Regions from separate parts of the Homo sapiens genome. Here region 2 is linked to region 1. Evidence: read pairs that join two places in POLR2A ChIA-PET (ENCODE). Cell type or tissue: MCF 10A. All regions are shown on one strand. Links, peaks and the distances in the headings refer to the core of each region. The heading gives the core; the rest is flanking DNA.

Region 1 (2,827 bases), core at 206-2,705:
GCTTCACTACCTAAATGTGAAATCTTTCATGTGTAATAATTGTTGTTTCAGTGATATGGGAGAACCAAATCGTCATCCAAGCATGTTTCTCTTACTTTTGGTGTTGGAGAGACTCTACGCTTCCCCGATGGATGGTACTTCTTCTGCTCTCAGCATGGGACCTTTTGTTCCCTTCATTATGAGGTAGTGTCATGCTGTGTAGAAATTGTCTAGGTTGGCGTGGGAGTTTTACGGGAATATTTTATCTTCTTCTTATTTCAGAAACTATTTTATATATATCATATATATTTTATATATATATATTATTTGTTTGTTTGTTTGTTTTTTGAGACGGAGTCTCGCTCTGTCGCCTGGGTTGGAGTGCAGTGGCGCGATCTCGGCTCACTGCAAGCTCCCCCTCCCAGGTTCACGCCATTCTTCTGCCTCAGCCTCCGGAGTAGCTGGGGCTACAGGCACCCGCCACCACGCCTGGATAATTTTTTGTATTTTTAGTAGAGATGGGGTTTCACTGTGTTAGCCAGAATGGTCTCGATCTCCTGACCTTGTGATCCGCCCACCTCATTCTCCCAAAGTGCTGGGATTACAGGCATGAGCCACCGCGCCCGGCCATATTATATATTTTTTTATATATGTAAACCTATTGTATATATTAAAAACTATTATATATATAACTATTATATATATTATATGTAAAACTTTTGTATATAACTATTGTGTGTGTGCGTGTATATATATATAACTTGTATACACACACACACACACACACACACACACACACAAACTTTGGGAGGGGTCTTGTGAAAGCAGAGGCCTGGGTTTTCCTGCCATTGCCCCCAGTGTTTCAGAGTAAGGTGCTTATATTGTGGGTACAGGATCTCATTAGAACCTGTGTAAGTAATGTTTTCTTTGAGCCCTGTCTGCTCCAAGGCAGGTGGATGGTGTTGATAGGAGATACTCCTTTTGAAAGACATAGCCCCATGTTTGCGTTATTCCTGTGTTGAGCCTGGCTAGCACGGAGCAGGCTTGGTTCTGGTATGTATCTTCTGTCCACGGGTTCGAGAGGATGTCAGGACATCTGCCTCTTCACTCTGGAAGAGTCTGCGAGCCGGTGCAATGGGTGGCATGTAAATGGTAATGCCATGTGGCATGAATTCCCACTCGTCTTCTCTTTTACGTTTGTAGTACCTGAAAAAAGCCATGAATATAGAGTATTCATGAAATAATATAACAGGGTTCTCTTCTTTTAGAGCCTATTACCACTTCTTGTGTTACATCTTTTCAGGCATTTGCCGTCTTCTGATTACTTTGTTCATTTTGGATCAAAGGCCTAAATATGTAGGCCTCCAAGAAGTATTAAAATTTTCTCATGAAACCTTTCAGAAGCCTATCATATTAGTTAGCTATTACCTTTCTGCTTAGCTCTTGACAAAACAGTACCTTCATTTTTGTGTTTCTACCAAAAATTGAAGTGGATTTGGAGCAGAAGGGTAAGAAACCAAACTCAAGAGAGTATTTCTTATGTATGTAGTGTCCTAGGTTTCACTTCCTTGTTTCACAGAGCTGACTTATGCATTTTAATGTGAGAAAACCATTAAACATGAGGTTCTGGCATGCGCTTGCAGAGCTATTTGTTTGCGCCAAGCCTTGGCTGTGGCTGTGTTATCTTTGATCACAGAGATGACTCAGGCAGACTGGTTTTTGTTTCCTGATATACAAAGTTACCAGTCTCCTTCATCTGGCATTTGGTGATTCATTTTAGGAATTTGGGTGGTAAATTTTACTTTCAGGGGCCTTAAAAATTGTTCTTTCATGAATAAGTGGAAAGAACTAAGAAATGTTTTCAGAAAGTTGATGCAAGGAGGAAAGGCATGTGCACAGAATTGCAGTTTACATTAGAAACAGAGATTTGCTTTAGAACCTGTGCTCTGTCTTAAGAACATTGAATTTGTGGAAGCTTTTTACTACTCAGTCTGTTGTTCATTGCATCCTAGAAATAATAAATTACTACATTGAAAGTACCTTTCAGTGGTACCTGAAAGTACCTTTCCAAAATGTTGCTTAGTTTACATATAATCAGAATGCTGATACTACTCATTATATTCAAAGTATCCATTATATAAAACAAAGATTGCATTAATATAGAAAATTTAAATATTGCTTTGAAGCCAGTGTACTTAGGGCATCATTTGTTAACCTCTAAAAATACAAAGTAAGAAGTTTGCAATCAGTCTGTTCTTCCAGTGAAAGAAAATGCTGCGGTTGTAGTTGCTTTCTTCCAGTAAGTAAGGTGCTTTATGAAGTAGATTCATAGAACATCACCAACAGCAGAAGTGCCACCAACCAAAATACAAGGTTATTTTGGTGTAACAGAAAGAGCACATCTATCACTCTTGACAAGCCCTGCACTCTTGGGTTCAAATTGTAGCTCTGTAACTGCCTTGCTTGCTCTCTGAACCTCAATTTCCTCAACTTGCAAATGAGGGTGATAACACATCTTCTGAGAGTCACTGTAAGCAAAATGTCCTGTAAGCAGAAGCACCACCCTTGATTCCTTAAGTACAGAGCCTAGGCTCTGACTTATTGACTGTCCATGTGTGTTATAGAACAGTGTTTCTAAAACTTTAAGATGTAAACATATCACTTGGCTATCATATAAATTCTGATTTCAGTAAATCTGAGGTGAGGCCTGAGAGTCCGACTTCCAAATGGTCTTCCAGATAATGCCACTGCTGCTGGTCTGTAGATCACATTTTGAGTAGCAAAATTAAACTTGGGATATTAAATTTAATACCATCACACACACACACACACACACACACACACACAC
Region 2 (2,827 bases), core at 257-2,756, 52 kb before region 1:
AGTTACTGGGATCCAAAGATAAATCAGAAATACTCTCTGCCCTAGGGGACTCCAAGTCTGATGAAGAATATGGCAGTTATCTGTGGTGCTGGAGTCTCTGTTCAGTTGTGTAGAAGGACAGGAGAAGTTGTGAAGGAAGGTAACATTTCTTTAGTGCGTGGGCCATGCCAGACCCTTTATACATGTCTAACTTAGCCGAGATCACAGCTCTGCGAGGTAGGCAGTATCATCCTCATTTCACAGAAGAGGGACCTAAGGCTCATGAGGTTTAGCTACTTGCCTGTGGCCATACAGCCAGAAAGTGGCAGAACTAGAACACAAAGCGAGCTCCATCTGCAGAGCACATGCTGTTACACACCAAACAACGGATTCCCTCATGGGCAGGGTGTCACCTTTTTGGAGTTGGCTTTAGATTTTATTTTGTCAGACTCTTTGGGAAATTAGCCACTTCACCCAAAGTCTGAATGTTGACCAATAATCTCAAATCTCCCACATAGTAGGTTGATTTTAGCAGGAAAGGTAGGAGTAAACCAGAGGAGAATTTTGTTTTGGGTTGACTTTAAGATTCTTTATCTGGACGGTAAAAGACAATAAGGATGTGTATTTTTTGGTGCATGAATGTTATTTACCTCAATGAGCCCCTCGCTGTTCTCATGTAGACAGAGGTGAGGGAGGAGAGGAGCAAGGCTCAAGGTTTCTAATGTCAACCGGGAATGTCGTAAAACTATGAAGGTAGAAATCTTAGTTTTCTGGTTAGAAAGTAGAGAATGAATGAAATTACCCCAATAAGGATATCAGTGTTGCTAGCAAGAAGTTAACTTTTTTTTTTTTTAACATTTATCTCTATAAAACTCTTATGTTTGATAATAGTTTGGTGCTATTGATAGAGGATTTTGAGGCTTATGATAATTCTTATGATTTCTCTAGACTTAACTCTTTCTCTAGAGTGTGTGCTTATGTCTTTCATTGATATCTTTAATTAAAATGATACTAATAACCATTATTATTATTTGTTTTTATCTTTGAGAGGACCTAGGAAGTCATCCAGTCTCATTCTCATTTTGCAGATCTGAAAATTGAGGTGCAGAAAAGTTAAGCAATTTGTGTAAGGTCACAGAGCTAGTGCTGGTGATAGAATTTAATGGTTATTTTTAGTTCACAATAAGCTCAACTAAAACATTTTAAAAAATCAGTCGATTATTTAGAAATGAAGTTTCTGTTAGCAACAGTAATAGTAGTTTGGATTCAGATGATTCTGATTTAAAGTATGAAGTTAATTTTCTCAAAGAGGTGCTTTAATTATCATAAGATTATAAATATTAATGATTTGAAAGTAAGTTAAGAGCTCTAGTGTTTTGGTATAGTCTGGAGTGTCATTCATGCATTTTCCAGAGTTGTTTGTAGAATTAACATTCAATCATTTATCTACTCTTTAGGCAGAGTAGATAAATGAGTATTTTTGGAGACTGAGAGGTAAAGTACAAGTTTTGTGTAACCCTGGTTGAGATGTTCCTAAAGTCAGAATTAAGTCTGTACTGACACTTTGGCCTATTAGAGAGTTTCATGTTTCAAGTTTTTGTTCATTCTTAGGTTCATAGATTACAGGTAGGAGAACCACAAATAAAGTTTTTAACTGAAAAGAAGTTCTTCAAAAGAAATGTTTTCATGAACTTGAAGTGGGAATTAGTCATTGTGTTCTTAAATATTGACTCTTACGTGGACGAAGTAATCTTTATTTCTAAGTACTGCTTCAGGCTATTGCCTTCTTTAATAACTAAGGCATTGTTGCTTTAGTTTGAGCATGTTCTATGGAATTTTGGCAATGCATGTATCCTCTTTCTGCATCTTAGTAAAAGCATGAGTAAATATTTTTTCTTAGCTTTGGTATTTTTGTAGCTTACATTTTATATGGGCCAGACTAATATAATGTAATACCAGGATTACATAATTTAAGACGTCAGGATTGCTTCCAGGAGTATGAGATAAAGTCTTCATTTATCAGGGGGTTTACAAGCAGTATTTCTTGCCCCTTCAATACCTGTAGAGCAATACCACTGAGCTATTTTCCAAATGAGAAAATGGAGTCTAAGAGGTTAAAGCCAGAGGGAACAGTTTCTTTAGAACTTGGATAATATTTCTTTATTCAGAACTTGGTCCTTGTAACTACTGATTTGAGTAATGTACAGTTTGGAAATCTCAGGAATTTCCAGCTATTGTTGTTATACATTGAACTTTTAAATAAAATATACTCTTAATTTTTTCATTGAATACTCCTTATGGACCTTGGCATCCTGGTATATACAAAAGTAGTTTATAACATGTCTGAGATTTCAAGGAGTTTACCATTTATTGAGAGGTAAGACCAACATGGAAACTAGTTTAGGAAATGTGAGAATCAAACTCTCTGGCACTGACTGTCAGGGGATAAGAGGTCAGAGGAGGATGAGGCCATTCTCCATGTAGCAGTCTGGGTTGAATCCGGACTTGAAAGGATGGTCAGGATTTCAATAGGTAGAGAAGAGGGTGTTGCATATGGGATCATGTAACATAAACAGAGATGTAGAAGTTGGAACACACATTGTACATGTCTAAGAAAATTAAAAGATGAATCAGATGAGGAAAGAGAGGACATGTGGAAGTGTTCATTCAGTCATTCATTCCTAGAGCAAGGATTCATGGTCACTTAGTCTGCATAGGCACTGTAGTAGGTTCTGAGACTATCAGTGAGTGTGGAAAACAGACATGTCAGGAGACTAGTTTGAATTTTACAGAACATTGGGATTCATTTAGAAGTCTTTGTATCAGAGTATTCTGTGATAAAACCATT

Evidence for each region. ChIA-PET counts read pairs that join two places held together with the same protein. Peaks named below come from ENCODE experiments on the same cell type or tissue, not always from the same donor. Only the 100,000 strongest peaks of a DNase experiment are listed, where the experiment ranks them.
Region 2: POLR2A ChIA-PET joins it to region 1 with 11 read pairs; 5 of 35 experiments call an interaction of 5 or more read pairs at or near these places.

Annotation. Positions count from the first base shown.
Region 1 is chr2:43,425,456-43,428,282 of GRCh38, reverse strand. THADA (THADA armadillo repeat containing) reads left to right here. Exons shown (of 38, transcript NM_022065.5): 28 at 52-183. Among named protein-coding and RNA genes, the nearest start is that of THADA, 170 kb to the left of the region's middle. RefSeq lists enhancers at 1,664-1,723, 1,744-1,833, 988-2,187, 2,226-2,305. In MCF 10A, for the core only: no CTCF peak of the experiment used is centred there; a DNase peak (open chromatin) is centred at 1,642.
Region 2 is chr2:43,477,619-43,480,445 of GRCh38, reverse strand. All of the region lies in intron 26 of THADA (THADA armadillo repeat containing), which reads left to right. Among named protein-coding and RNA genes, the nearest start is that of THADA, 120 kb to the left of the region's middle. In MCF 10A, for the core only: no CTCF peak of the experiment used is centred there; no DNase peak of the experiment used is centred there.